Regions from separate parts of the Mus musculus genome. Here regions 1, 2, 3, 5, 6 and 7 are each linked to region 4. The links are chromatin loops, found by intact Hi-C in ENCODE. Cell type or tissue: left cerebral cortex. All regions are shown on one strand. Each heading gives the region's core, and the rest is flanking DNA. Links, peaks and the distances in the headings are about the cores only. Region 1 has its middle 20 kb from the start of Inpp5f. Region 2 holds the start of Tgfb1i1 (transforming growth factor beta 1 induced transcript 1). Region 3 has its middle 26 kb from the start of Bag3. Region 4 overlaps Inpp5f (inositol polyphosphate-5-phosphatase F). Region 5 holds the start of Inpp5f (inositol polyphosphate-5-phosphatase F). Region 6 overlaps Tial1 (Tia1 cytotoxic granule-associated RNA binding protein-like 1). Region 7 has its middle 6.9 kb from the start of Rusf1.

What was found. A loop is a pair of places that touch in the nucleus more often than their neighbours do. Peaks named below come from ENCODE experiments on the same cell type or tissue, not always from the same donor. Only the 100,000 strongest peaks of a DNase experiment are listed, where the experiment ranks them.
Region 1: it touches region 4 in a loop (2.6-fold over the local background); 7 of 42 quality-filtered maps call a loop at or near these places.
Region 2: it touches region 4 in a loop (5-fold over the local background); 18 of 42 quality-filtered maps call a loop at or near these places.
Region 3: it touches region 4 in a loop (2.2-fold over the local background); 14 of 42 quality-filtered maps call a loop at or near these places.
Region 5: a loop joins it to region 4, with 2.3 times the contacts of the local background. A loop is called at or near these places in 5 of 42 quality-filtered maps.
Region 6: a loop joins it to region 4, with 2.7 times the contacts of the local background. A loop is called at or near these places in 9 of 42 quality-filtered maps.
Region 7: it touches region 4 in a loop (2.7-fold over the local background); 11 of 42 quality-filtered maps call a loop at or near these places.

The regions. Positions count from the first base shown.
Region 1 is chr7:128,589,530-128,593,900 of GRCm38, forward strand. No RefSeq gene overlaps it. Among named protein-coding and RNA genes, the nearest start is that of Inpp5f, 20 kb to the right of the region's middle. In left cerebral cortex, for the core only: CTCF peaks have their summits at 222, 423 and 2,041; DNase peaks (open chromatin) are centred at 2,015, 2,982 and 3,473; H3K27ac peaks cover 2,307 bases.
Region 2 is chr7:128,245,267-128,249,637 of GRCm38, forward strand. Tgfb1i1 (transforming growth factor beta 1 induced transcript 1) reads left to right here and starts at 1,546. Exons shown (of 11, transcript NM_001289550.1): 1 at 1,546-1,742; 2 at 2,911-3,026; 3 at 3,154-3,206; 4 at 3,312-3,454; 5 at 3,621-3,708; 6 at 3,824-3,929; 7 at 4,034-4,228. The coding sequence starts at 1,730. In left cerebral cortex, for the core only: a CTCF peak has its summit at 2,361 (motif pointing right); DNase peaks (open chromatin) are centred at 1,454, 1,893 and 2,368; H3K4me3 peaks cover 2,036 bases; H3K27ac peaks cover 2,048 bases.
Region 3 is chr7:128,547,539-128,551,909 of GRCm38, forward strand. No RefSeq gene overlaps it. Among named protein-coding and RNA genes, the nearest start is that of Bag3, 26 kb to the left of the region's middle. In left cerebral cortex, for the core only: no CTCF peak of the experiment used is centred there; DNase peaks (open chromatin) are centred at 1,802, 3,390, 3,684 and 3,993; H3K27ac peaks cover 1,029 bases.
Region 4 is chr7:128,688,692-128,693,062 of GRCm38, forward strand. It overlaps Inpp5f (inositol polyphosphate-5-phosphatase F), which reads left to right. Exons shown (of 20, transcript NM_178641.5): 16 at 1,936-2,007; 17 at 3,061-3,134; 18 at 3,563-3,691. It also overlaps the pseudogene Gm16044. Among named protein-coding and RNA genes, the nearest start is that of Mcmbp, 50 kb to the right of the region's middle. In left cerebral cortex, for the core only: a CTCF peak has its summit at 1,704 (motif pointing left); DNase peaks (open chromatin) are centred at 780, 1,634, 2,311 and 2,856; H3K4me3 peaks cover 3,086 bases; H3K27ac peaks cover 2,498 bases.
Region 5 is chr7:128,608,925-128,613,295 of GRCm38, forward strand. It overlaps Inpp5f (inositol polyphosphate-5-phosphatase F), which reads left to right and starts at 2,441. Exons shown (of 20, transcript NM_178641.5): 1 at 2,441-2,767. The coding sequence starts at 2,671. In left cerebral cortex, for the core only: no CTCF peak of the experiment used is centred there; DNase peaks (open chromatin) are centred at 2,291 and 3,301; H3K4me3 peaks cover 2,098 bases; H3K27ac peaks cover 1,414 bases.
Region 6 is chr7:128,439,931-128,444,301 of GRCm38, forward strand. Tial1 (Tia1 cytotoxic granule-associated RNA binding protein-like 1) reads right to left here. Exons shown (of 12, transcript NM_001347640.1): 10 at 4,351-4,371; 11 at 3,877-4,016; 12 at 1-2,729. The coding sequence ends at 2,603. Among named protein-coding and RNA genes, the nearest start is that of Gm32765, 12 kb to the left of the region's middle. In left cerebral cortex, for the core only: no CTCF peak of the experiment used is centred there; no DNase peak of the experiment used is centred there.
Region 7 is chr7:128,302,840-128,307,210 of GRCm38, forward strand. No RefSeq gene overlaps it. Among named protein-coding and RNA genes, the nearest start is that of Rusf1, 6.9 kb to the left of the region's middle. In left cerebral cortex, for the core only: a CTCF peak has its summit at 2,225; a DNase peak (open chromatin) is centred at 2,242.

The sequences.
Region 1 (4,371 bases), core at 140-4,139, 99 kb before region 4:
TTAAGCTTTGGTATCCACAGGGCATATATACTCTGGGAGTCAAGACTCTGACGATACTCCTGACAGATGCATGTCAAAGTCCACTCTTCTTATTTCCCAATGATGCATTTTGAACTGACACATTTGAGTCATATATACACATCTATGTGCCTATGTGCATATATATACCCATTAATCACAAGGATGGGGGGCTGGTGAGATGGCTCAGTGGGTAAGAGCACCCGACTGCTCTTCCGAAGGTCAGGAGTTCAAATCCCAGCAACCACATGGTGGCTCACAACCATCCGTAACGAGATCTGGCGCCCTCTTCTGGAGTGTCTGAAGACAGCTTCAGTGTACTTACATATAATAAATAAATCTTAAAAAAAAAAAAAAAAAATCACAAGGATGGATGCTAGGTGGAATACAGTAGGCAGTGAATTGTGTCTAATGAGGCAGAATAGAGGGCCCTAGATAATATGACTCCTACTTGACATTCCAGTTTACTATAATCACCAAAATTTTAATTAATCAGTCTAGTAAGACCTTCAACATAGACAGGCTTTTCCTGGGGTATTTCTGTTCATAGTTAAAAATGTTAGGGATCTCTCAGAGGATGAGTCTCAAAGGAGAAATGTTATACATTATATATATTGAAGACAAGATCTAACTATGTAGGCCTGCCTGGTCTGGAGCTCTGAACAGACCAGGCTGACCTGGGGATTTACAGAGATCGACTTCCTCCTCTGCCCATTTCTATTTGTGTGTATGTATGTGTGTGTGCACGTGTGCCACCTGAGTGCAGGTGCCCTCTGAGGCCAGCAGAGGAGGTCAGATGCTCTGGAACTAGAGTTACAGGTGATTATGCGCTGCCTGACTTCAGCGCTAGGAGTCAAATTCAGGTCCTCTGAAAGAGCAGTGTTACCCTCTTAGCCTCTGAGCCATCTCTCCAGTCCTGCAAAAAGTCGATTTTAAGAAACTATAGGATGGCTCAGTGGTTAAAAACACTGGGTGCTCTTCCAGAGGACCCAGGTTCAATTACCAGCATCCATATGGCAGCTTGCAACTGTCTATAACTCCAGTTCCAGGGCTCTGACACCCCATGCAAGAAAAACACCAACGAACATAAACAAACAAACAAACAAACAATAAGAACAAAACAAACACAATGCTGGTGATGGCAGATGCCTTTAATGCCAGCACTCTGGAGGCAGATGCATGTGGGTCTGCAATTTCCTTCTACAGAGTGAGTTCTAGGTCAGCCAGAGCTACACAGAGAAACTCTTGTCTCGAATTCCCCCGAGCCCCCAACAAAAAGAAAACCATAAGATTAAATTTTTCTCCTTGAAAAATATGTTTATTGAGGACCCAGCATATTGCTGTGTTGGTAGAGTTCTTGTCTACCAAGCTCCCACACTTGAAGACGGGGGTTCAGGTATGCGGTGCACATCTATAATCCCAGCAACAGGAGGCATAAGCAGGAGGATCAGAAATATGAGGGCATCTTCAAGTTGGAGGCCAGCCTGAGCTACATCAGACCCTTGTCTTGGTTTAGAAAGAAAGAAAGAACTGTCAGCAGCCATAGAATTACATTTTAGTAACATTACAGTTTAGGTAGTTTTTCAAAGAATTTATTTCATTTATTCCCAATAAGGACCGTGCGTGTGTGTGTGTGTGTGTGTGTGTGTGTGTGTGTGTGTGTGTGTGTGCACTATAATTTATCCCCAATTTCTATAGGAGAAACTGACCTTGGAAAGACTGAACATTTGTCTGGGTGCATCTGGCTGGTTAACAGGAGAGAGAGAGAGAGAGAGAGAGAGAGAGAGAGAGAGAGAGGAGAGAGATGGGCTAGGACTCAGGTGGCAGCACTGACAGAGAGAACCAGAGTTGATAAGCACAGCTGCTTATCCAGGAGGCTGAGGAGGGCTGGGGGAGGATGGAGAGGAGGACTCAGCTAGCTGATGGGTTTACCTCAGCTGCCCCTCTCCCTTCCTCCCCCCACATCCAGCTCCAGGCCTCCACTCCTCCCCTGCAGGACGGAAAGTAATTTGCTCCAAAGAGAAAGGCTCAGCGGTAAACAAGGGTGGGTGAAGCTCTGGGGGATTGATTCTGAGCAGCAGCGTGTCCACCTCTGCAGACAGCTCCCAGCTCCTGCAAAGAAAAATAAACAAAACATCAAAAGACAGAAGAGAGCCAACAAAACCCCTGAAGTAGCTGTTCCTCTGTGAACTAAGCCCGAGCTCCAGTCAGAAAATCACAGGGGAGGGAAAGTCCAGACACTGGTCTGCAGTTGTTAATATAAACTCCCCAAATTGAATAGTTTACGGTTCACATTTTGTTAATACCTTTCTTGAGACCTCACCGATCCTTCCCTAGACATGTCTGGGCTGAAGACAAGAGTGGCTCGGTTAAGGGCCAAGCACCCCGCCCGGCCTTTCCCTCTCCCTGCAGAAAGAACTGATTTCCCACCCACTAAAGAGGTCAGGCCCTACCAGAAGAAGTAGCCCTCAGTGGCTTGGTTAGATTTTACAAGACAGCAGGAAAAGAAGCTAGAAGAGAAACCTTAGTGCCCCCCACTCCCCTGCAAGAAGAGGCCCATGTAAGTATTGTGTTACAAAAAGACAATGCTTAACAAGGGGGGAAAAATGAAATAAAAATTGAAAAATCATACACAGGACTTTATAGGATTGAAGAATTTTAAATTATATTCATTTTTAAAGAATTATTTTTAATTATGTATAATGGGCTCTGTGGAGGTAGATGCAGGCGGATCTCTATGGATTAGGTCGGCCTGCTCTACATAGTGAGTTCCAGGCCAGCCAAGACTACATAGTGAGAGCTTGTCTCAGAAAAAAAAAAAAATGAAAGAAAGAAAGGCCATGTTTTTCTATTCAGCTGCTCCCTGGTTTCCTCTCATAGTTAAAAATACCATCTTGGAAATTTGGCAAGTCACAGTTTGTTCTTGCCCTTCCCCCTCAGCACCCCACCCCCAAGTCTTTGATCATGGTCAGAGCCAAGCGAACACCCCCACACCAGCACGGAGTTATCCCACCCCAACTGCTTCAGCGCCCTCCTGCCCGAGCGCCCGCCCGCCGAGCGCCCAGCGCCCGCCCTCCCGTCAGACTCAATGAAGGATTGCTGTCAAATCACTGGGAAAAGAACGGAATAGAAATCGGAAAGCCGGGGCCTCGTAGCTCTTTGCTTCTAAGTGGTACTCTCACAAGATGTCCACGCACTATATATACAATGCTATTATTTTCTTAAAGCAGAAGAGACAACAGGTTCAAAATCAATCCGCCCAGCCGCTTTTCCAAGGATATGCAGACCCTCCTACCCAGAGTCATTCCTCCCCTGCTGCTTACTGAGGCACTGCAAAGTATTGTTGAAAAACAAAAACAAAAAAAAAAAAAACCAACCTCAACCACAACGATCCAGCAGAAGGCATTTGGACAGTTGTTATTGACTTGTGACGGTACAGGCCCTGACAGGCCATCAGTTATGTGAGAATTACAGTCAGTGGAGACATTAAAAACCGTGCAACTGCTGGAGCTGAGAAACCGGGGAACTCTGCTCCATCTATTCCATTTAAAAGCCAGGCGTACAGCTTAGAAGGGGCTGTAGCTCTCAAGCAGGATGAGGAATGAATACAAAGAGCTTGTCCTGGAATTTCTTGTCTGCAGAGGCAAAAGGTTCTAGAGCCTTAGGTGATAAACGTCTTTGTGTGTGTTGGGGGAATGGTATACACAAATGGACTTAACTAGGGAAGCTGTGTTTATTTAATCTTTGTTTTGTTTGGGGTTTTTGTTATTGTTTTTCAAGATAATAGGGTTTCTCTGTAGCCCCTGGCTATTCTGGAACTTCCTCTGAAGACTAGGCTGGCCTTGAATTCTATGATCCATCTGCCTCTGCCTTCCAAGTGCTGGGATTAAAAGCATTAATTAATTAAAAAAATTTAAAAAGCATTAATTAATTAAAAGCACCACTGCCTGGCTTACAAAAAAAAAAAAAGTTTGAACCCATAGCCTTGTATTTGCTAGGCAAAGTGCTCTACCACTGAGCTAAATTCCTAACCCCCAGTACAGCCAATATTATAGGTCCTTAAAATGGGGGCAGAGGCACTAGCTGATTTTCCTGGGTTTGATTCCTAGCACCACATGGTGACTGGACTGGCTAGTTTTATGCCAACTTGGCACAAGCTAGAGACATTAGAGGGGACAGAACGTCAGTTTAGAAAACTCCCTTTATAAGCTTGGGGTGTTGGCAAATTTGTAGGGTATTTTCTTAACTACTGACTCATGTGAGAGGGCCCAGTCCACTGTAGATGGGGCCACCCTTGGGCAGATAGTTCTGGGTAGTTCTGTTTGTTTGTTTGTTTTATTTTGCTTTTCCTGA
Region 2 (4,371 bases), core at 160-4,159, 440 kb before region 4:
AGTTTTGAGCCCCAGTGGAGGCCTGCTTTCTGTTTATAAGTCCTCATTGCTTAGACACAGCCACCCATCTAAATACATAACCTGGCCAGGGTTAAGAGGTTTGGGCTGGGTACTTGTGTGGAGCATGGCAGAACACTTCTGTCTTCTGACTGTCCTTTACCTGTCAGGCTGTGTCTGTTCCGAGCTCTTGAGCCAGTTTTTTCAAAAACCATTTATTAGTGTAGTAGGTATGTGCAGGCCGTGCTCCCTATGTGGAAGTCGGGACAACTTGAAGGGAACCATTCTCGGCTTCCATCATCTGGCCCTAGGGACCAAATTCAGGGCATCTGGCTTGGCAGAAAATACTTTACCTGCTGAGCCATCTTATCGGTCCAAGCCAGTTAAATGTCAACTGCTTAGTGGGAAACCTGCTATGTTCGTATGGTTTCTGAGGCCCATTCTTAGTCACTTTCAGAGAAAGCCCCTCTGCTGGCACACGGGTGAAGGAAGGGTTCCCTTGCCTGGGCTCTCAAGAGCCCTAGACTAAGCCTGCCAGGGCCTGGGCATTTCAGAAAGGTGAGGTAAGATGGTTCTTGCTGACCCTGAGCCTCTGGGGTTTCAAATCTCTGCCTAGGTTATGCATTAGGGTGTGCTGTGGTGGCACACACCTTTAATCCCAGCATGGAGGAGGCAGACCCAAGAGTACCTCTTTGGAGTTCTAGGACAGTTCCATAGTGAGATCCTAACTTTTGAAAAAAATGTACTTAGGCCTGGTCCCTTTCTGGTTGATTTAGGCTGGCATGGAGGGCTATGCTGGGCTTCAGTATTTTTACCAAATTTCCCAGGTTCTGACTTGCTCCAGAGTTGGGGCCCCACATTCTATGGCTTAGATCTGTCCTCCAGGATGCCTGCAAGACAGCAGCCATCTGTCCATACCCATCTCCAGGTGTTTCCAACTTGACTTCTTTAGGGGTCAGTTCACAGACAGCTTCATATCACTCTGTGGCTGGTCAGTGGCGTTTTCTTCTCTTTCACCAGTACCTTAGGAAAGGGTTATTTTGGAACGGGCTCTGGTCACCTCCTCCGTGTTAGGAATGGGTTTGTTATCCTGGGAGTTTACATGGGGTTAAGGTCTGAGGTTTGCTTTCCCTGTTCTGTGTATCTATTCCCAGGTCTGTCTTTCAGGGAAAGTCCTGCCTTAGAGTCTGGATCTCTGTTCTCTGTGAGACATTTCTTATTATGTATGCCTCCTGCCGTTAGGCTGGCAGTCAAAACCTGTAGTCTGCCAGATCCTTAGAATGTCACTCCTGCCTCTAACCAAATTCCGCAAGTCTTTTTAAAATGCCCAGGGTGCGAGCGGGGCCCTACTTTGAACTCTGCTGGCTTTGGGAGGTGCGGGCTTGGGGCCCTCCGTTTATGAGACTCCTTAGGCAGGAGCTATGGAAGAACCACTCTGACTTGGTTTCAGCTTTAGGGACTCGCTGCCGCTGAGGCAAAGGCTGGGGTGTGGCCTCCTCTAAACAGAGCCACAAAGCTGGATTGGGTGGGCCCTAGTGCTGTCTTTCTTCATGTCTCCATGCTCCCCCTTCATCGCTCCCCCCCCCCCCACTGTATCCCAGCGGGTCCCGGCTTCCATACATGGTCACGGCCCTGCTTCTAACTCCCTGACGTCCCCCCCCTCCCCGTCCTCCGCCCCCACCGGACACGGCCCCCGCCCTACTCTCCCCAAGCTGTCCGCCAGCGCACCGCCATGGAGGACCTGGGTGAGTGAGGAGATCCCCCTAGCCTCTCATCCTTCCCCGCATCTATCCCCTTCCCAACTCACACTTCTTCCCCATCTCAGCTTTCTCTCTCCATTTTCTCGCCTCAGCCTGCCTGTGCCTCCCTCCCAAATCCACATACCCTTTCCTGCCTCTCCCTTTCCTGCCTCGCTTGCGACAAGCCGCTCCCTCCGTTCTTCCCTGGCTCTCTCTGCTCACTCAATCCTGCTTGTGCAATGGACAAAGTGTTGAGGCACCCACGGGGGCCTGGATTCAGAGACTCTGGGTAGGAAGGGGTTAAGAGATCACTGAGTCCCGGGACTGGGAAAATAGACTAGAGAGGAGAGTGTGACCTGGAGTTTCGGAGATGAAAAGGACCTATATCAGGGTTTCAAGAAGAGTTGAGTGCTCCCAGGTAGAGCAGAGGTCAAGAAAGTCCTCAGGGCAAGAAAGAGAATAATAGAGAATGCCAGGGTTATAGAAAGAAGTCTAAGGCTTCTACCGTAGAGGCTCGGAGAAGAGTAAAGGGACGGGGCGTAGATAAAGCGCCCCAGGCATCTCGTCCCCTCTATTCGCCTAGGCTGAGACTAGAAGACTCTGCTCTTCGTGGCAGAATTTCTAGATCCAGCAGCAGAGGGCGCTCGTCAATAATAGTACATGGATAAGACGTACACCAAAAAGCCGCTCCCTGCCAGGGCCACTTAAAGGACAGGGCTAGACTTCAGTGTGGCCAAGTGGACCAAGCTGGGGAGAAGTAGTAAGTATGTCACAGCAAACATCTAATCAGGAAGTTGGGTGTCAAACATACAGCCGATTGAACAATTTGGGTACAGTAAGAGACAATCTGGGCTGCACCAGAAAAGATGGAGAGAATAAAAGATCATTAGTTGGTTTGTACTTGGCTCCCAGGGTAAGTCAAGGGAGAGGTCTGATCATAAATACCCCGCCACCCCATCCCTCCCCCTCCGCCCCTCCATCCCCACTCCCCCCGCGCTACTATTCTACTTTTTTGCCTTGGTCTGACCCTGTGAGTATGGTTTTGGCCGCTGCCTTTAACACCGGCTTTCTACCTTTTAAAACACGGACACTTGAAATCCTTTATACTCTAACCTCTTAAGACCTTGACATCCCCTCCTTCCCAAACTCTCACCCTGAGGGCCTCTCACCACAGATGCCCTGCTCTCTGACCTGGAGACCACCACTTCACACATGTCACGGTTAGGGGCTCCAAAAGAGCGCCCACCAGAGACACTCACACCTCCCCCACCCTATGGCCACCAGCCACAGGTGAGATGAGATTTTGGGTTCTGGGGGTAGCCATTAGGGCCTGGGTTGGTCTGGGCTAGGGGACATCAGAGTCTGAGTGAGGCAAGGAACATGACTGTCCTTCCACAAATACCTCTACTCTCTATAGACAGGGTCTGGAGAATCTTCAGGAACCACTGGGGACAAGGATCATCTATACAGGTGAGGGGCCTGGGAACTGGGCTAGGAAGATGGGGAAGCCAGTTTCAGTTCAGAGGAGGGGACTCGGATTCCCTACCCTAAACCCAGGTTCCCTCCTGCCCTTAGCACAGTATGCAAGCCTCGGTCCCCAAAGCCTGTGGCCCCTGTGGCTCCTCCATTCTCCTCTTCCAGTGGTGTGTTGGGCAATGGCCTCTGTGAGCTAGACCGTTTGCTTCAGGAACTTAATGCCACCCAGTTCAACATTACAGGTACCAGGGTTACCGAGACAGTCTTGGATGGCTTGGGGACAGGGCAAAGAAGGGCAGAGTCTAAGGGACTCAAACTGTCCGAGGAGCCATTAAAGGACGGGAAGCCTTCACTGGGAGGGTGGACTGATATGGGCTCCTTGCCAGTGTTGTTCTCTCATCTCTCCAGATGAAATCATGTCTCAGTTCCCATCTAGTAAAATGGCTGAAGGGGAAGAGAAGGAGGACCAATCTGAAGACAAGAGCTCACCCACTGTGTGAGTTTGGTAGAGTGGGCAGGGCTGGGAAGCGGATGATGGGTCCTGCATGCCTGACTTACCAGAGGGGTGTTAGGCTGGCAGGTTCTGAGGTGATTCACGGTGTCCTCCACAGCCCTCCCAGCCCATTCCCTGCCCCCTCAAAGCCTTCAGCCACCTCCGCCACTCAGGAACTGGATAGACTGATGGCCTCGCTCTCTGACTTCCGTGTTCAGAACCATGTGAGTCTGCAAGGATTTTGGTCCGTGTCACTTTGTGGCTCACCAATCCAGTCGTGATGCTTCCAGTCTGTGGCTTTGTTGACTCAGTGTCCTCTTTACTGCAGCTTCCAGCCTCAGGGCCACCTCAGCCTCCAGCAGCGAGCCCCACCCGTGAAGGATGCCCATCTCCACCAGGACAGACTAGCAAAGGCAGTCTGGACACCATGCTGGGCCTGCTGCAGTCTGACCTCAGCCGTCGTGGTGTCCCCACACAGGCCAAAGGCCTCTGTGGCTCCTGCAATAAACCTATAGCTGGGCAAGTAAGTTCAGTACCTTGAGCAGTGGCATATACTCACATATCCACCTTTAAGAATCAGACTGGCGTGGTGGTGCACACCATTAACCCCAGCACTCAGGAGGCAGAGGCAGGCGGATTTCTGAGTTCGAGGCCAGCCTGGTCTAC
Region 3 (4,371 bases), core at 133-4,132, 140 kb before region 4:
ACGAACACAAGGAAGCCAGTTCCCATTGCTGCCCAAGTGCTGTGTGGAGTCTGGGTCACTGGGAATTAGAAATGTGCCCTGAGAGTCTTGGGGGTTATTTAACACTTCTGAGTGGCCAAGCTGGATGGGACCAGGTTCCCCTCTGAATGGGTTCCTTAGAGCCTCTAGGGTTCAGGGTCATGTGTACTCAGAAGATACTGAGTATACGATTAATTCTGTGCCCGTGAATTTAAAGCTCCAGAGGGGCCATAAAGAATGGCTCAGTGTGTAAACGCACTTGCCACTAAGTCTGACAACCTGCGTTCTACCTGGGGACCCAAGTTAGAGAAGAAAACTGATGACTACATGGTCTCACTCCTACACACAGGCCGTGTGCACACACAATGTAATAGGTGGGCAGGGAAGGGCACGCCTTCCAGCACTCAGGAGTCAGAAGCAAGTGGAGCTTTGTGAGTTTTGGACCAACCTGATCTACCATAACAAGTTCCGGGACCGCTAAGGTTAGAGAGACCCTGTCTCAAAATACATTTGACTGTCCAAGAGACTCACAAAACATAACCTATTGCTATTGCCCTTTGTTGCCCCCAGAGGTGGAAGGTAGGTCCCTATTGCTAAATGCACCATGTATTTCAGACATGACCCCTAGGCTGGAGCTGACCGGAATGCCCCCTCCCAGAGGACTGGCTCTCATGGAAACAGAAGGCAAGCATCCAAAGGAGGGAGACAACCAACAGTCCTACCCAGCTGTGATGTTTATGAATCAACAATTAGCGTGGCACAACAACCCTAAGGGTGAGATAGTGGTACACATATCTAGATGGTAACCAACAGCTCTCTAGTTGAATTTAAGATCTACCTGTTCAACAAGAGAGAAGCCATTCCCAGCAATCTAGCCAACTACTCAATGCTAGCGAAGTTGTGGTTACTAGGGAATCTACAACAATTGTTTCATTAAACCAACATAAGCACTGACTGCATTCTAAATATTTGTCCTTTTACCCACAGACAAGTGTAGTCTTTGCCCTTTAGCAAGGGAACTTTGCAACTGAAGGAGACAGCTACAGAAGACCTCAACTCATCATAAGGCACAGTTAATGGAGCCCAGTCCCAGTGGCTACATCTACAAAACACTCCCACGCCTAAGGCTCAGGGTACATTGCAGAAGAGGGACAGGAAGATTGGGAGCTAGAGGGTCAGGAAGTTTTATGTGACATTGTGTCTCCTAGTAATGTCAGAAGCTATATCTGTAAATTCTCACCAACATGACTGCCTAGACATGAGCTGAACGCAGACAACACTAATAAACATGGCAAAGTGGCTAGGGAGAAGCCCACAAGGCTTAGAACCTACAACTAAGGAGTGCTGAGCAGGGGAGGGGAGAGCACACCAATTGGTTATCCATTAATATACAGACTAGTCAGGTTATATATAACAATGCGTATGTATATGCATATACATGTGTGCATGCAATAACAATGAAAAACAGGTTGTAAATTTGAAAGAGCTTGGAAAAGACCATAGACACCCTCTCCCTCCCTCCCTATGTGGAGTTGTGCTTCACGCACGCGCGCGCGCACACACACACCCTGCCCCGCCCCGCCAAATGAGGATGAAAAGGAAGAGGGGGACCTGAGACATCAGAACATGCAAGTGTGCTGACTGAAGAGCCCCAAGCTGAATTCCTCACAACCATCCTGAGGTTAATATTGGTGCCTGACGATGTCACACAAAAATACCCACTGCCATACTTGCCACTCTTAGCCTGCTGAAAAAGGCTGAAGTCATCCTGATGGGATTCTGCCAACATAATTCCTGAGTGAACTCACCCAGGGAGGACGAGCCAGCATGCTAGGGACTCTAGAAACTCAAATGTAAACAGAGAAAGAAGCCTGCTGAACGTCATCTCCCACCCAACTCCCAGGCCTGGAGATCAAAGCAGGGGCCTCATACGTTGCTCCTTCCACTGAGTGAGAGTCCTAGTTTGACCATGTTGTGAATGAACTAAAGACAGAGGAGGTCATTTCTGCTTTATTCACCTAGGCATTCAGGTCCCTCAAGTTTTAACTGATTTGGATTATTTTATTTTATTTTATTTTACTTTACCATGAATCATGGTGAGCTGATCTCTAACCCAGTTGCCACCTTTGGCCGATCCAAACCAAATACAATGTTCACATCAAGACAAGGGGTTTCTAGCCCTGGATCTTGCAGGAGACCAAGCATTCTGCCGGCTGCAAGGAAACAGAGCTGTCTTGGCCCTGTAGGAGTTAGGGGCATTAGCACTGCTGAGTATCTGGTATCAAGGGGACCTTGGCTAAGTTAACCTAAACCCCAGTGCCAGTTAGAGAGCATTGCAGTTAAGAGAACAAACTTGAATCACTCTGCCTTAGTCAGGGTTTCTATTCCTGCACAAAACATCACGACCAAGAAGCAAGTTGGGGAGGAAAGGGTTTATTTAGCTTATACTTCCACACGGCTGTTCATCACCAAAGGAAATCAGGACTGGAACTCAAGCAGGCCAGGAAGCAGGAGCTGATGCTGAGGCCATGGGGGGGATGTTACTTAATGGCTTGCTTCCCCTGGCTTGCTCAGCCTGCTCTCTTATAGAACTCAAGACTACCAGCCCAGGGATGGCACCACCCACAATGGGCCCTCCCCCCTTCATCACCAACTGAGAAAATGCCCCACAGCTGGAGCTCATGGAGGCACTTCCCCAACTGAAGCTCCTTTCTCTGTGATAACTCCAGCCTGTGTCAAGCTGACACACAAAACCAGCCAGTACACACTCCAAGCTAGAAATCACAGCTTTGGAGTCTGTGCAAAGCTTTGAGACAGTGACCAGTTACAGGGAGTCTTTCCCTCCCCAGGCTCCTCATTTACAAAATAGGGAAATGGTTAAATGAATCCAGACATGCAAAGAATGGCAAGTGGTGCCTGGCTGATGATAAGGTTAATTGTGGTTAACATTCTTATTCAATACATGGAACACATGCCAGCAAGACAGCAAGGAGCAGGCAGGATTTGTACAGATCCAGGTCATCACATCTCACAATTTGGTGCCAAGTGGGTTTGGTGGTGGATTAGTTTTCTCACTGCTGTGAAGGAAGGAATACCTGACATAAGCCACTTAAGGAAGGAAGGAAGGAAGGACCTATTAGCTAACACATTCAGCATACAGTCTTTCTTGGTGTAAAGGCATTGGTGGCAGGCTCTTGAGGTGGCTGATCAGGAAACAGAAAAAAAGAAAAGAAAAAGAAAAAAGAATGATAATGTTCAGCTCGATTCAGGGAGTGGTGCCACCCAATTTCAGAGTCTTCTTCAATGAAAAGAGTCTAGAAATTCTCACAGGCATCCTCAGAGGCTGGTTGCCATGGTGATTCTAATCCCATCAAGCAGACAAGATTAATCATCACAGTAATCAAGCAGCAAAGGACTTCCTAAGGGCTGCAGAATTTTGAAAATCTCTTAACCTCTTCCAAACTCAGAGCATTTGATTTGGTGTGTGTATGTGTGTATGTATGTGTTTTGCTTTTTGTTTTTTATTTTTTTCAATCTATAAAAGTGAAATCTTACAGGATTCTTTTCTATCTCCCAGTTGCAGCAAGCAACCCGGGCTGCAGATGGTCCCTGGTTTACTGTGGTCTGAGTCAGTGTAAGAACACAGGCTATACCGAGTAGAAGCTTCAAATATTGAATTTGGATCTTTTCCTGGCTTAGTGGTATGTGGTGCAAATTTGGTGTGTGGTGTTGGCAGCAATACAATGCTGGGCAGCTGCAGGAAGCCATAGCTCCGGATGGCCACTCCATCACAAGAAGAAAATGGCCAGCCCTGCAGCATTCTGTATTATTGTTAGGCAGAAATGTTCAGAAGGTTAGATGAAGTAAACACATTTTCTTTTTAAATATTTATCTGGGGGTTGGAGAGATGGCTCAGAGGTTAAGAGCACTGGCTAATCTTCCAGAAGATGAGTCTCATAATGATTCCCAGCACCTGCAAGCACAATGGCTCACAACTGCCTGTCACTTCAGTTCCAGGGAATTCAACGCAATCAATTCAGGGCACCAGGCACACAAATGTTCTACTCACATGAATGCAGGCAAACACCCATATAAGGAAAATAAAAATTTAAACAACAACCTTAGCTTTCCATACCCCATCTCACCACACACACACACACACACACACACACACACACAGACACACACACAGACACAGAGAGAGACACACAGAGACAGATAAGCAGAGAGACATCGACAGAGAGAGACAGAGAGAGCTGCATGATGTGGGTGTTCCTAACTACTGAGCCATTTCTTCAGCCCCTGCATTTTTTAGCTCATGACATAGCATGTGATGGGTGTTCTGGGATGTAA
Region 4 (4,371 bases), core at 83-4,082:
CCCGGAAGACAGCGCTTTTTATGCGACCATTGTCTCCGTGGTTGGGCTGCATGTAGTTTTGGCAATTTTTGTTTTTATAGTATGGAAGGAAGGTTTGCCACAGTGGCGGGAAAACAAAAATGATTAGGGCAGCAGCAAGGAGCTGCAATGCAGGGGGTGGGTGGGGTTATACATAAGGGTTTTTTTGTTGTTTTTTGTTTTTCTTGTCCGTACCAAATGTGCTTTTTCTTTTTTAAAAGGGTGGGGGTATGGACAGGGAGGGATTATTTACTGCACCTAAGACTGCAGTAAAAATGGGGTGGGAGGGGGAAAAAGGCCGACAACACTCGACCGCTTGTTTTGTGCCAAATGCTTTTAGATAAGGACATAATGTTTTTGACTGATGTAAATACTAACTCTAGAATAGGCAGGATGGAAGTGACACTGTAGGGTTTTTTGTTTTTTGGGTTTTTTTTTTTTTTTTTTGTTTTTTTTGTTTTTTGGTGTGTGTGTAAAAATTGTGTCGTGATGGAATTTTTGGCGTGGCTCGGCTCAAGCAGCAGTTTTCAGAATGCAGTAAGTATCATGCGTAAAACTCACTTCCATTTACCATATCATTCTGCTATGCTGCCAGGATCTCTGGATTTATGGTCTTCTCTTACTCAGATACTGGCTGGCAGAATGAGTCTATGTTTTATTAGGTACGTCTGTTCATTCATTGAGGTCTAGAGTGTAGGTGAAAACTGAGGAAATCATTTCAGATTAAAAACTGTTGAATTTGGGTTGCAACCAGGTGGTGCTGATGCGGAAAGCCGAGGTACAGGCTTTGGTAAAGCCGCAGTCCTCGGCAGTGCCGTCTGGCAGTGACCTCATTCCCAGGCACGCTTGTCAGTGGCTTAAGTTCCATCCATAATTGATATTTCCTATCTGGGTCTTTTTTTTGTTTGCTTTTGCTACTGCTTTTATAATAGTAAGAGCCAGCAGATGAGATGGGTTTGAGATCCTGTGGCAGAAAAATCTTATGGTGGAATCTAAAGATCAGCAATCAGAATCTGCAGTTTAACAGACTCGGCTGGAAAGGCTACCCATGCCAGATTAGAAATTACGTTAAAATTTTCATTTGAGTTTGGGTTATGCCTGCTTGTTGATTATTTGTATCTTTTAATCCTTGGCCATTTCCTTATTAGAAGCATCTCAAGATGTGCATTTTACTATAGTCTTGATAGTCTTGGTTTAAAATGGTTCAACAATTCACCTGAATTCCATTCTAAAATGTTTCAGTGGTGGTAGTGGTAGTGGGGTGTGTGTGTGTGTGTGTGTGTGTGTGTGTGTATGAGAAAGAGAGAGAGAGAGAATATGAATGAATGGGGGGGGGCAGGGAGGGAAGGATAATGCGACAAAATGGCCATAAGGCAGTGCTTACTCATTCCTTGAAAGCCAAGTGAAATCTATAGTGAGAAAAATGGAGTGTGGCTTGCCTTCATGTTCACAACAGTTTATCTAAGACTATTTCAGAATAGCTGTTTTCTAGTAGTGCAAAAATATACTCAGCGTCTAGTATGCTATTTTGAATACTGGCAAATGTGAGGTAACATATGATTTCTCCTTCTGCGTGTCACGTTTTTCTTTCTTCTTCCCAGTAGCCACCTCTTTCACCATTTTCCCCTCTTACATTATCCCTTTCCTTTGAGGACTGCGCCCCCTTCTGGTCATGTCTGGAACAGACCTCCCTTCCGCTCGGGCTCACATCGGCTCCCTCCTAATGGTGGGAGTGGGGAGAGGTGTTTAAGTTTTTTCCCCCCAAAATGGATGTAGATTGCTTCTGTATTAAATTTAACTTCAGAAGTACAATCATTTCATTTTCATTTGTTCCCCTGGGCAATCTTTTCTTGTAAGTAGGAATATGCTTGCAAAAATGTGGATAAAAATAATTGATCAGGAATCGTATCTGTACAGCCTCACTGACGCTGCGCACAGAGATGTGGAAGTGCTGCTGCTGCTGTCTAACGCTGCCTACTATGTGGCCTAGTAAGTCGCCATTGATTTAAAGCTTTTAGTTTGTTTTTTGTCTTCATGTATATATGAGATTTCATTGAGCCCTTTAAATAATCTTTCAAATTTTGAGTTATTTATCACTGTTTTAGCTTAGTATTACTTGGAATTCATCACAATCTGGGCATCACGCACTCTGTTTAATCACAGAGGCCATGTATCATGGCTTGTCTTACTGTATTTTCCCCATTGTTTGACACTGAATTCCCTGCAGCTTTTGCCATTGAATGATTCAGCTCTGCAGATGCACAGCTTGTATGTGCGCATGTGTGCACGTCAGTGTTGCCATGGTTACAAGCATATGATTATGCGACTTTCAGCGTCTCCTTGGTTACAAGCATATGATCAATTATGTGACTTTGGTGGTTTATTAGCGCCATCTCCAAAAAGGCAATTATCTGTGCCACTTCCAAAGCTGAGTGCTCGCTTGTTCCATGAGCTGTCCAGGATGCAGGCTTAATGCATTTCCTGAGTAAAATGTCCCCTTTACTTTTTCAGCTTGGTTTAAGCTGCCGTTTTCCTGTCATTCCATATGCCTTTGGCTCAGGTCATGACAGTTTTCTTCATTGATTTGGGATCTCAGACCCATCCGCTGTACATTCCTTAGCTAAAGCGTTCCAATGTATATTGCCTTCATTTTAGGCTTGTTTATATTTTGTTTATAAAACTGAAATTATTTCTTTGTAATTTTCTTTATATGTAAAATTCTCTATTAGTTGTTAAATTATGTTACACTCCTCCCACCCCGAGACAGGGTCTCTCTGTTATGTAGCCTTGGCTGGCCTAGAGCTCCTTCTATAGACCAAGCTGGTCTGGAATTCACAGGAGTCCACATGCCTCTGCCTCCTGAGTGCTGGGCTGTCCCTCTTATTTATTTAATATATACTTTTTATGTTTCACTTCATTCTGGAATGCATGCTGGAAAGATTTGACTTTAAGTGCATGTGGTAGCTCATAACATTCTACCTCAGCTTTGTAGCCAGAGCCAAACCCTTGCTTTTAACCTTTGTTGTGCTTGCCTTTCCCTAGTTATGATGACGAAGTTGATAAAGTAAACCAGTATCAACGACTGGGCCTAGAAGACCTGGAAAGAATAGAAATAGGTAAATGCTAGCACATTAACTAACCCACAAAAGAGGATGCTCTAAGCCATCTGTGATGGCAGACTTCCCTTTTCTTTAGAGACTAATAATGGGTATGGTTGCTTTCATCTTGTGCCTCTTGAGAACTCCAGTGATCAAAAAGTTTAAACAATTACAACCGAAGAAGTGTTCTTATGGCCTCAAAATCTTATGTTCATGATAAAACAGAGGGCATAAGACATGGCTGCCTTGTTATGGTCAGGACACACACATGCATGAAATGTCAAGATTCACACACTATGAAAACATTTTTATAAATGGCTGTAAGTTTATATCTTGATTAAATTATGAATAGAAATATGCTCACAGTCTGGTGATATATGTGTATTTGAAGTAAAGGCAGAGAGTGTTATGTGAAAAACAACTTGTAACACACTCATTTGTGTTAGGTCCTGAACCTACTCTTTTCGGCAAACCCAAGTTCTCGTGCATGCGGCTGCACTACAGGTGTAAAGAAGCAGGCGGTTACTTCCATACGCTAAGAGCTGTGCCACGTAGTCCTGAAGAAGATGGCAAAGGTAAGGAAGGGCAAACCATGGCACTTTCAGAGATAATCAAGTCCACTGCATGGGACATTGTAGAACTGATTTCTAGAAAGATTGCTCAGGAGTAGCTTGGATTCGAGATCTCTACTCCTATTTGAATGGCTGTGAAGTGTGTCACCTGCTCCCAGAGGCAGCACCTGCTCCCAGAGGCAGCAGTTCCGACCACTTTACCAGGTCCCTGTGAGTTCTAAGATGTTTATGTGCTGTTCATTAGCTCTTTTGATCTTGTCTGTTAAAAATCATCATCTAACATGCTCTATGAAAAGTCCAAAGATGGAGATGGTGGTGGCAGCGGCAGCTCGCCGTTTGCCCTTATACAGCAGGCTTGGCTTACTGCAAACCACTCAGGGGTAGATTTATCCAGGAAGTGACTCCTTCCCAAAGGCTGAAGAAACAGATATAACAGGGGTTGAAGAAAGTCATTCCAGACACAGCAACCTGGGAGAAAGTGGCTGCTCTCCAGGCTCCTGCATCCAGTTACCAGGGATTGCTTAATAGCTGCGCCTTATGCGCTTCAAGATGCCCTTACTTACCTCATCCCAACCTCTGCTCTGGAGTCTCGTTTGTTTTTATTGACAAAGAAGTCTGGAGAGACCGCAGCAAAGTTTATTATTAATTCACATCCCAAATATTTCCAAAAGGGTATAGCTGAG
Region 5 (4,371 bases), core at 246-4,245, 80 kb before region 4:
GCCGCTTTTTTCTCCCAGTCTGTTTCTTCAGAGCACAGGCTCCTTCTCCTAGAGACCTCCGCTAATTGATCTTTCTTCTTTTCCCTTTTTCCTCTTTTTCTTCTAATCTCTCTCCAGGTATTCTTACCTGACCTAAACTTTTCCTCGGGTTCAAGACCCTTGGAAAGGCCTGTATACTTATTTTGTGTACCATATTTCCTCTTTGTTCCTATTCTCTCTCCCCGCTTTACTTCTGATAGCTTGTCCTGAATTTCCTCTAGAATTTTCAGCCCTATCTTAATCACTTGATAACATGTGAAAAGGAACAAAAGGGCTCCTAACATTAGAAAAAATTCAAGGCCAAACATTTTCCACTTTACTTCTGATAGACTGTCTTGAATTTCGTTAGAAAGTTCAAGGCCAGGCTTACCTCGTGAAGCTGTACTCACTGGTACTCTCGTTCCCCAGCTGAAAAGTTCTGAATTCATACAGTTGAATCCTTCTTAACAGTCTGCTTTACGGGAACCTTTATCACCGTCGTTCCCCAGCTGATGAGTTCTGAATTCGGCAGTTGAATCCTTCTCAACAGTCTGTTTTATGGGAACCTTTATAAACGTGATCCGCAGTTCTGGTTCCGGAATGAGGGATCCTCCTTGCGCCAGTCCCGAGTTTTTTTCTCGTCCCGGAATTCGGCACCAATTGTTATTAGACGCGTTCTCACGACCGGCCAGGAAGAACACCACAGACCAGAATCTTCTGCGGCAAAGCTTTATTCTTACATCTTCAGGAACAGAGTGCAAGAAGCAAGAGAGCAAGAAGCAAGAGAGAGAGAAAAGCAAGAGAGCGAAAGAGCAAGAGAGAGAGAAAAGCAAGAGAGAGAGAAAAGCAAGAGAGAGAAGCAAGAGAGAGAAGCAAGAGAGCGAAGCAAGAGAGAGAGAGAAAACGAAACCCCGTCCCTCTTAAGGAGCATTCTCCTTCGCCTCGGACGTGTCACTCCCTGATTGGCTGCAGCCCATCGGCCGAGTTGACGTCACGGGGAAGGCAGAGCACAAGTAGTCATAAGATACCCTTGGCACATGCGCAGATTATTTGTTTACCACTTAGAACACAGCTGTCAGCGCCATCTTGTAACGGCGAATGTGGGCGCGGCTCCCAACACAGCAGCACCACCACCAGCAGCACCACCACCAGCAGCAGCAGCACCACCATTTACTTTATATTTATGAACCTGTGCACTACACCCATACAGGAACAGAGGTCAGAAGAGGTGTCTCATCACAGTTGGTTGTGAGCTGCCCTGGAGGTGCTGGGAACTGAACCGGAGGTCCTCTGCAAAAGTAGCAAAGTACTCTTGAGCCACCCAGCTCCGGTGGTTAGGCCTCTTTTTTTTTTTTTTTTTTTTAAAGATTGCTTTAAAGGAAGACAGGAACATACAGAATTGGGAGTCTAAGAGTGTAGTAAAGGTCACGAATTCAATCAGTAGAGACTAAAATTGTCCCAAGATCACACAGAACAAGACAGACCCAAAGTCTGGAGACTGGGAGATAGGTCTAGAACTGGAAGCTTTTTCTCCTAAATCTTTCTGGTTCAGATTGACACCTGGCCATTTTACCATCTCTGAGTGACGTCCCTTTTACTGACTTCCTGTAGGCCGGCTTCTCAGACTTTGCTGTACCTTCTCCTCACTAGCCCAGCTAACTCTAAGTGTGTATTCTGTGGAGACACATCTCCACTAATGTGCATTTACTAAATGATTATTGGTGTCCAGGTTCTAATAGGAAATGCCAAAACAGAGCGGCCTCTGCTCAGCCGAGTGCTAACTTGGGGTAGAACCCTGGAGACAACCATGGCTGTACTTCTGGGCTTGGTTTGGTCTTTGCTCAGACTAGGGGTAAATGTACTCCGAGGAGGAAGGAATGTCAGGTGGATTCGGGGACTTGACCAGACTTTTCTAGGAGCTAATGGAAGGAATGAAGGACTGGCTTGCACATCAGGGAAAGATCAAGAAATGGCTGCATAAAGGGCGTCGAGCCAGTATAACCAGACTTAGGCTCAGGGCCTGCCTGAGGTCGCAGCTGGTAAGGCCGGCGAGTGGGAGAGGCAGAGGAGTAGAGGCTATAGACAGAGAGGGAGGAACTGAAAGAGGTGCGGCGAGAGCTGAAAGGAGAAAGAGGATTGAGACACAGGCTGGGAGAGGGCTGAGCCAGAAACTCGTGGGCGGGACCAGGGCGGGGCCTAGGAGGGCTTTCGGAGAACTACAGAGGGAGGCGGAGTCGGAAGGTCGGAGGAGGAGCCTGAGCAAGGGCGGAGCCTAAGGGAGAGGGGAGGAACTATAGGAGGGAAAGTTGCACGCTGAGGGGAGGAACCTGGGAGGAGGCGGAGTCTAGAGGGAGCCAGGATGAACTGTAGGAGGTGGAGTCTCAGGATAGGGGGCGGAGCCTAGGTACAGGAGTTGTGGGGGGAGGGGGAAAAGGCCTCCCGGGCCTCGGCCGCCCAAGCGTGTTCTTGGCCCGCGGGTCAGGCCCCCGAGTGCTTCCCCACTCTGTTCTTCCGTGGGCTGGGTCCTCGGAGTCTCCTTGAGGCACGGACTCTGGTGGTCTCGGTGGAGGAGGACTCCAGCATCGCTCCAGGGCGGGCCGCTGCCGTGCCTGGGCCGGGGGACCGCCGCCTCCCGGAGCGCGTGGGGCCGGCATGGAGCTCTTTCAGGCTAAGGACCACTACATCCTGCAGCAGGGCGAGCGTGCCCTGTGGTGCAGCCGGCGCGACGGCGGCCTGCAGCTCCGACCGGGTGAGGCGCGCGGCGCGGGCTGGGTGGGGCGCGCGGGCCAGCTGGAGCGCGGGGGGCGCGGCCCGGCCCCTCCGGCCCCGGGATCGCGAGGCTGGGCGGGACGCTTGGGGATGTCAGCGCTAGTCCTGAGGGGAGCGGCCGCCGCTTCGGGGAGTCCTCCTGCCTCAGGGAGGCGGGGAAGGCCGGTCACCCCCTTTAGTGCACCTCTTCCAGTATCTGGGGCCTGGGGTGCGGGGATAGGGTCCCTTATGAACCCCTCGTAGGCCTCCACCTGCAGCGTCTTCTCACGGTCCAGCGTGGGAAGTTCTGGGTTCCAGTCCCATCAGTTCAGTGGAACCTAATGCGGGACACTCCTTCTTGACATCCTTGAGTTGTTCCCGGTCACTTATTAAAGAGTGACTTCAGGACGGTTACCTCACAGGACTTGATCGAAAACTAGTGTATGAATTGCCATTTTCAAGAAGAAGTCGTGTTGGATGTCTGTCACACACAGTTAGGAGAGGTCAAAGTCTCCAGCCATCAGTTTGCTTTAGAAAACTTTGTTTGCAGTTAGTTGGCTTAAATAGTAGCTCCTGTTCTCAGACAGCTGCGGTCAGTTATCGCTCGGAGGAGTTTGGGCAGCTTCTACTTAGTTCTCCAGTGCTTTTTTCCTTCATTGGTCAACACTTTTTTACTTTAGGAAAAGTGAGACTGGAACTCTTGAACGAGCCACGGCATTGGACGTTTTCCTGCGTTCTTTGAGTACATCCAGTAGAATAACTTCAAGGGAGCTTTTTAGGTCATCCTGTTACCTCTTATGGGATGGCTTCTGAGGACAGGTCCTTTCGTGTCTTAGTGCCAATCCCCACAGCAGCCTGAAAGAGTAGGGTCAGGATCTTCTTTCTCAGGTGAGGAGAGAAGTGTGAGATCCCAGAAAGTGGAGCGGTTTGGTGACACTTTTCATCAGTGTCCATTGTGTCCTTACGGAGACCTGCAAAGTTACTCTGCTAGAGCGGTGAAGAACAACTTTTTTTCTTCTTCAGAAATATGGCTCTGGTTGTATTTTCTTGCCGCTGTATTTTATTTCCTCTTTTCAGAATGGAGGCACTACGGTGGCCACAGTAAGACTTTTGGTGACCTTGGAATAGATGATGGGCCACTTTATTCTAATCTGACCACTTTTCCTAGCCTGTCACCCTGCAAGGTGTAAAGCAGGGGGGAATTTAGCTGTAAAAGTCCCGCGGGCCAAATTCCTGGCAGCTGGAATGCATAAATGGAGGGAGCTTGGAGTCCTTCTCAGCTCATCAGACAGGACTTTTCATCTCCGCAGGTCAGTTTTCTCAAGCAGAAAGTTTAGCCGGGCCCTTTCCTGGAGCTAGCCCTGAGGTTTGCTCTTTGTTTGTCCAAAGTTCGTATCAGAGAGCAAGTGTAAAACTTTTCACCATTATCAAAAGTTTGGTATAGCATCACAGTTCAGTGTATCTCATTTCGTAGATACGTATCCCATCACCCACAAACGTAGGTAGCGCCTAGAGGAAGGCAGAGGCCATCATAGTTCAGATTTAACAGGCCATTGGAAGCCTTAGAAAGTATCCTGTAGTTATTGACTAGTTTAACCTATCCAG
Region 6 (4,371 bases), core at 150-4,149, 250 kb before region 4:
CAGAAACACACCAAGATAAATCTCAAGAAACTATGAAGAGACATTTCCTTGCATGCCAAAGAGTCTCTCTGCTGTTCTTGACGAACACAGGAAAGAAAAGGCAACAGTTCTTAGGCTTAAAGTGGACGGAGGGCACAAACTCAAATCTGCATTGTAAGACAGTCTGGACCTGTGTTAGCTTGATCATCTCATTTCCTAAAATGGTGCATTTCATTTGCACATGTCCTTTCTATCTTAAAACTATTTGCTGTGAAATGACTGTGACTGACTTACCAAAAAAAAATTTTTTTTTCTCATCCAAATTAAGACAAAAGATGTCAGTCACATGCTTACTATGGCAATGTAACTAGTCTGGATAGTTTTATTAACTCATAGGATATAAAAGAGAAAAGACTACAGCTAGAGTTAGCCATTAGTTATCTCAGTAAGCCACTTAATTTACTGGCAGAGGAAAAAAAGGGAAACTGAAATTTTAATTTAGTAAGCTTTTATCAATTTATCAACTTAAAAAGCCTTTAGGTTGTTCGAGTTTCACAAAATTTAATGAAAATCTTAACTCAAGGGCAAAATATAGCTTGTTTTCTTCTTATAAAATATAAAATAACTTTTCCAAAAATATCCCCCAAAGGTATGACAAAAAGACAAAAACAAAAACAAAAACAAAACAAAACACCCAAATCAAAAAACTCCAGGGGTCTATTTAGTCACTGACGAGTGTTAACACAGGGTAGTTGTGTTTAAAAACCAAAAAAAAAAAAAAAAAAACCCAACTAAAGTACATAAAGATTTTGGCTCAAAAAAGAACTTCAGACCCTGTACATTTTTATGCTGAATACATTTGGCTGTGTTCCTAAGTGAAGGAGGGAATAAACTCCAGAATCTTTGTGGTCACCAATATAAAAAAAACCACATTATCTTAATCTTTAGACTTCAACGGCTTCATGTGTCTTACCCATCTTACCTCAAGAAGGTTAGGTTAGGGTTTTTTGCTCTTGTGCATACACAGGCCAACAGGTTTAACACACTATCAAAACATTTGCACCTCCTAGTTGTCACAATTGAAACACATAGGATTTTATCTATTTCACATTCCCATTGTATAGAACTATGAGGCAGACTGTATCCACATAGACTGAAAGATGTCAGGGGAGCATGCCTGGAACTCCCGCATCTTCCTAAAGATTCAGTTAAAACTGCACACATACAACTCAGGCCTATTCACATCTGTCACCCACACACTCCCAAAGAAAAAACAAATTAGAAATAAAAAGTCACAACTTGTGTACGACTCAAATTGGTTATCAGATTATAACTGATACATCAGGTTGTCTAAGTAAGATGTTTTAGCAATCTTGTTAAGAAAATTCTTGGGCAAAATAGACTAATTTTTAAAAACATCCCAAGATTTCTTAAAAAAACAAAAAAAAACAAAAAAAAAACTTGTGCTATACAACTTATAGCAACCCTGAAATCACTTCACTGGGTTTTAATCAAGGTATTTATGTACCAAATAAAACAAAACAAAAGGAAATGAAAGAAAGGAAGAAAGGGGAAAAAAGCCCAAATCTAACTTCTACTTACAATTTAGAATATACTAATGCATCAAAGATTTGTATGAAATTAAATTAAGGCTTCTTCTGTGTAGTCATTTGTGTCCTTCTCCTTTTACATGGCCAACCGTGAAGACGTGGAGACATCAGTGTTAACACTGCTACTGAGCACTGCACTGGCAGCGAGCATGTTACTTGTCACCTCGAATAATTACATTGCTGCTACTTCTATGTTGAAGCATGCTTTTGAAACACTGTAGTTATTCAATATTTACAATGTTTATCATTTAAACTCCATGTAAAAGCACAAGTATGACCGTCTGACTTTAATATAAACACCATACTTGGAATTTTCCCCCAAATGAAATGTAATATACATTTTTGATAACCAACACTTTTAAAGTTTTAAAAATATGTCTTAATATGGACCACCAACAATCGTTCAAGAACCTTCTACGATGCTGGTCCTTATTCAGGCTGCACGCTTTCAGTCTGGCTTCATTTTCTTTAACATAAGAGAATAACATATTTCTTCCACAGCGACTCCCACATCATGGACTTCTTCTGAAATCACACTTTCTCCTGCTGCCTTCTATGTGGTCCGCCTCAGGGACGGGAGGGGAGTATCAGGATTCAGGACGAACTGATGTGATTCTCAGTTTTTCACGATACTCCCTTTTTTGCTCTTTTAAAAACACAGTGAGTTAAAATACTGAACAGCAAGATAAAAATGGAATAGTGTCTAAGGATCGAAGTGTATTACCCATTTCTCCTATTATATCAAAATTTATAGTCAGAATTGTCTTTATTGACTTTATTTTAGTTTTTTGTACACAAAGAAAAATCATGTTCATATCCATCATGAACAAAAACTTAAAAAGGCAGAACTAGAAGACATGTGTCCTTCACCAAGCAAAGCTGTGCTAAAGGTTCCAAACATTTCAATTTTTAAAATAAATATTTTCATTTTCCGATGTTTACTTTTCATGTCTTCAGAGTGTGACAGGAGACTGCAGCCTGTGGTGAATTACAATCGTGTTTCGAGTCCCAGCTCACTGTGTCGGGAAGCTTGCCATTCCATACCCAGCTTGGTTTGGAGGAGGTATTACAGGGGGAGGGGCTTGTCCTTGAGGAGGCTGAGCACCAAATCCACCCATCCAAGCAGCAGAAGGGGATTGACTTGTAAGAAAGGGGGAAAAAATCTTCAGCAAACACGAGAAAAAGATAATCTATACAGCTTTATAAACTCAGGCAGAGTCTAATCCCAGAACATAAAGATAAACCACAAATCTACAACAAACAGAACACACACACTACCATTATGTTTTAAAGCTGCCTCTCCTTTGCTTTTACTACACTGCTGTGCTTGGGGGTCAGCCCCAGGTATCTTTACACGATACGATGCCCTACAACCAGCGCATTTTGTTAAGATCATCACAACTTACCTCCAGTCTGCAGACTACCTGAAAGCTGATATTTAAAATAATAATAATAATAATGAGGGCTGGGCATGATGGCACATACTTTTAATCCCAGCACGTGGAAGGCAGAAGCAGGTGGATCTTTTTGAGTTTGAGGCTAAACCAGTTGATATAATTACAGGCCAACCAGGGTTTATACTGAGACCATCTCAAAAAGTAAACAGCCAGGACAGCCAGGGCTACACAGAGAGACCCTGTCTCAAAAATAAAAATATAATAATAGTAACAACAACAACAACAACAGAGCTGTAATCCTTGTAACTGGAAGGTTGGGACAGGACTGCTGCTATGAGTCTAAGTCTGAGGTCAGCCTGGGCTACAGTGAAAACATTGTCTTACAAAAATAAAAATAAACAACTTAGCAGGCAGTACTCTTGTTACAGCATTGACTTTTGCAGTATTCTCAATTAAACAGTGAAAATAAAGGTGTAGCTCAGCCTAGGAGAGAAAGTGAAGCAACATATCCACTCCACCATCACCACAGAAAGCAAACTGCTCTGTCATGTAACTTGCAAAGATGTCTTAGAAAGGTAAAATACAAAAACATCATGTTTCTGAGCATATTCTAGACAAAGATGTTTATATACACAAAATTAAATGAAAATGCAACTGTAGATGAGTCAAATTCTACCAAGAGGTCACATTGCATTCCCCATCTCTATAATTAAAAGCATTACAAACCATATTTCCTGAGATTTGTTACTGTAACATCTACAGCCCAAATGCCTTAATGTACAATCATTCCAATAGACTCTCCCCTAGGAGAACACAGAAGCTCATCTGTTAAGCGCATCTTTTGCCAGAAGCGCATCTGTTTCTACAATGGAAAAACCAAAACAACTCACTCTACTCCAAATCCTTGTTGGTTCCACGGCTGCCCATATACTCCATAGGGTGGTACTTGCCACCCATTTGCCATATACTGTCCATACTGTTGTGGGTTTCCATACACTTGGCTCCACTGGCCCCACTGACTGTAGTCAACCTAGGAAAAAGCAAATGACTGTTTTAGGGAACAAGAACAAACACCGTATTTGAAGAAAGAGTGGGAGACAAGGAAGAGAAAAACTAAGTAAGCACCCTTCTGTGAATAGGACTCTGTTATCTATCACTGTCTAAGTTTATTGGGGTGGTGACACCTGTAAAAAGAAAGTATTAAGATTCAGTTAATACCATAAAACAATTTTGAAATAGCATTTTACACAATCAACTGAAAGCAGCTATATGCTTTATTTTACTGTTTATTTTATAATTCCCAAAGCTCCTATGTAGGTATGTAAGATGGAAACCTTAAAAGATGCTAAGAAAAATTGAATTACCTGTTGGAAGTTTTTAGTCAT
Region 7 (4,371 bases), core at 115-4,114, 390 kb before region 4:
TCACGTGCCCCGTGAAATCATTATTTTCTTAACCAGCACATTTGCCAGAGTGTGTATTGTAAGCAGCAGAGACCTGAAGTGATTTTTGTCAGCTGGTTTTCCAACAATGAAGACATAATCCTTCCCAACCACCCCTGGGCATTGCAAAGGAAAGAGAGACAGAATCGCCTTCTGGGATGCGCAGAGCTCCTCACAGCTCGTCTGCATGGATGCGGTGTTGTTCCCACACCTCAGCCATCCTCCTCGAACAAACACAGTCAGGCAGAAGACACGCAGAACTAAAAAGTAAAGAGGAATAACACGTAAAATAACCACTCTAATGCACAAATATGAAAAGATTCAAATACTTAAAGGCTGTGAAATGGGTTTCAATCCACTGTAAGGGCTCTAAAAACAAAATACCAGAACAGGGAAAAGAAATACACCCAAAAAAAAGGAAGAAAAAATGTGATGTTTAGCAACTCAAGTCTCCACAAATGAAAAAAATAGTAAAAATTCATATTTGTACATTGCCCTTTCCTTGGTTTAAATACCACCCCAAGGTAATTTTCTATCTACAAAGTTACTGAACACAATCCTGTAAAGAGCCGTTCAGTAGCTCCCTGTGTATGTTTCCACCAGATGCTGCGGGATAATTGATAACTGATGTTTCCACTTCTCTTTCTCTAATAAAACAAATTTAATTATATTGTTACAGAAATAACATGCCTTCTCAATGAGAAATCCCTCCACACAGTTAGAAATAAAGGGAAACTCTTTACTTAAGCACCTGGTGCATTGGGGCTAATGCCCAGATAAGAGTCAACCCCCAAAAGAAGATTTCATTAGCTCATATACATCTTAGGTTTATGCATTCCACATATGCTGTTATCCTTAAATCTCTTTTGAGTCTGGCCCCAGGTTACACTCTCAACAATTTAAACAGAGACAGGAGACTGTAAGTCTGCCACTTAAGCAAATGGGAGGTTTTCACGGCAAAGATATTATATATTACCAGAATTATTTTAGGTACCAGTGTTCTTTTTTGATAGTTGTTAACCAGGTCCATCTTCCCCACCTGGCAGAACTATGCTCTTCTTGATAAGAACACAGGGGACTTAATGGCAGATGAGGACTATTGATGGTTGTGACCCCACGCTACCCCAGTGAACTGCCCATCTGGGCTATGGATCTTTGGGAATAGAACCTAATGGGTGGTCAATCCGGGGGAGTAAACACTGACATCCTAGGACCCTAGATTTCTCTTATCTCCATCAGGCTTGGACAACAGACTACTTACCCTTGGGTATTGTGGAGGCAGCGACCCTTTAGCTAAATTCCATTTGTGTGACTTAAGGTCTCCTAAGCAAATCTGTCAGTGTGTCCTTTGTAACATCTGTTTTATTGCTTTGAGTTTCTTCGAATCAAGCTTAGGTTCTAAAAGTTGGTTATGTGGGAAACCCAAGGGAGTAATACTGATTGCTACATTGTTCTCCTAAAGGCAGGTGAAGCAAACAGTTTGAGTACACACTAGCGGGGCAGTCTTAAGGGACTTCAGGTATATTATTAACTCTAGCTGTGAGGTCCTACAAAAGCGTAATTGATACTTCCAAGGTATTGCATCACCGCAGCTGAGGGGAACAGAAGCATCCACGCTGATTTCCAAACTCAGCCACGTTTTTGAAGAGACTCCACACCCACATGTATTTTGGCTTATTTGATTTTACCTCATAATTTAATTTGATTACATTTATTCTGGAAGCCAGCAAGCCAGATTGATTGTGCCACCATTGTTACCCTCAGCTTTGCAGAAACACAATCTCACCGCCTGGCCCAGGACTTCCCCCTGAGCGCTGCCATGGGAGCAGTGAGCCTCTCAAAAAGTATTTTAAATTATTTATTATTGTTGTTTATTACTAATAATCAAGATTGGCTCTCTAGCCTTTACTTTTTTTATGGTGAGCGGGAAGAAAGGGAGACAGGCCTGACAGGATCTCTCTGGCCCTCTTCCTAATGGAGCCAGGTTGAATGGATCTTTTCTTACTTCTCTCCTTCCACACCTCAGCCCCCTTCCTACTTCCTGCCCCACCCAACCCCTGCCTTCCCTGTTTCTTTCAGTTTAGCACATTTTTTAATGTATTGCTGTGCTATGCATTCATTTCTCTGAGAGAGGGGCTTTCTCTGTATTCCTGCTAGGCACTGGCCAGCACTCCCAAACCTAATTAGTAGTTGTTGCCTCCGATGAACACGAGGTGGCAAACACTCCCCTTAACTTGGGAAGGAAGGCGCTGGAGGAGCACAGCTAGCCCTGCCGGTTACGTCACTAAATCTCTTTCTTTCTTTTTTTTTTTTTTTTTTTTTTCTTCTTTTTTGGATTCCCTACATTTCATTTTCTTTACCTTGTATAATTTCTGTGATTTTTGTTTTCTACAAGCAAGCATGATCTACAGAGGGATACCCTGTCTCAAAAAAAAAAAAAAGATAATAATGGTAAAATTTAAACATTATCATAATAGATGATATTTAATAATGTCACTGACCTTGGAGGAAAGGGATGTTCCTCCATCATGTTCTCATACACATATGTATTATAGGAAAGGAACAATGACAGAGGGGAGAGAGAGAGAAAGAGAGAGAGAGAGAGAGAGAGAGAGAGAGAGAGAGAGAGAAGCTGTCATTATTTTTTAATAACACCTAGAAAATGGCTTAACTATATCATTTTGCCTTAACTGAACGAAGAATACAAGTAATATGCCCTTTTGGTATCTGTAAATGAAGACTGTCGTAATCGTTCTGTCCTTAGTGCTGGTGTCTAGACCTCCTCTGCATTGTTCGGATCTTCTCTGCTGCGAATAAGAAATTCCTAGTTTGTGTGTTCCAAGGAGTAGAGGATTGGCTACTATTTCATAGTAGATTGTGATCTAAAGATTCCATAAATGCATTTAATTTAACTTAGGTTTTATTTTTGAGACAGAGTCTCACCATGTAGAACACTGGCCTTGAAGTTACAAGATCCATCTGCCTCTGCCTCTGCCTCTGCCTCTGCCTCTGCCTCTGCCTCTGCCTCTGCCTCTGCCTCTGCCTCTGCCTCTGCCTCTGCCTCTGCCTCTGCCTCTGCCTCTGCCTCTGCCTCTGCCTCTGCCTCTGCCTCTGCCTCTGCCTCTGCCTCTGCCTCTTCCTCTGCCTCTGCCTCTGCCTCTGCCTCTGCCTCTGCCTCTGCCTCTGCCTCTCTGCCTCTCTGCCTCTCTGCCTCTCTGATTCACACTTTTGCATACACACATACATTTTAAGTTACAGAGAATCGAGTCTATTTGGGTAAGGTTGTATGCATTTGTTATGGAACGCAGCATCACTAATTACAGTGTGAGCCTGGTAAATCCTCTCGATTTCCTGTACTCTGAGAAATCTCACCTAAACAGGTTCCTTCAAGTTTCTAGATTCAGGAGTCTATCTCACTATCAACACCATGCTCCCGGTAAGCCTATCTTTCATTTTCTTCAGCACCTGGGGTGTGAAAGGTAGAGTGGGGTCTTTCAAGTAACTTCTTTTGAAACAGAGTCTCACTATGTAGACCATACTGACCTTAAACTCTTTCTAAGGTCCTGGAATTGTGACTGTGGGTGCTAGGGTCCAGTGCCATGCCAGTTACTGCCAATCCATTTTTCTTATTCAGAAACCGGGGCTACAGGCTTGAGCGGGTCAACCATAAGGTTTACCTCTTTCTGGGACTATGAAAGGCTGCTGGGGAGGCCCCTCCCATGCTGCCCTCCCTCATTTCCAATCTCTGTCCCCCCCTCCCACCCCCTGCCCCCAAGCCTCCAACTCCACCTCCAGAAAGTCCTGGAACTTTTTTTTTTTTTCCTTTTCTCTGAACACCCTCCATCCTGGACTGGCCTCAGAGTTCTGAGACTGTGGGTGCTAGGGTCCAGTTTGCCCACTGGCCTGGCCTCTCTCAGTGTGTCCTAGGGTCCTTTTTCTCCAAGTGCCCTCCATCACATACACACCTGCACCACACACACACACACACACACACACACACACACACACACCTGATCCCCCATTACCACCTACCCTGTTCTCTAACAAGAGGGTGCTAGAGGCTGGGGCATCCTAGCGAGACTGGGCCCTCTCTGGGAAGCCTTTTTCCCCACATTTTCCCAAGTACCCTCTGTTACAGGCAGGCCTAAAGGTGTGGTTTGAGAGGATGCTAAGGCCCAGCATTTCCAGCAGCCTAACCACAGGTCCATGCAGCTTGAGAGCTTTTGTTCTTGTTCTCAAAGAGACTCCATGTGACCCAGTATCCTAGGCAAGTGGTGTCAGAGTTGTGGTCTGGGCAGACAGCAGCGTGCTAGAGGATGCTGGAGGCTAGGCCACCTATCCTGGAATCCTGGA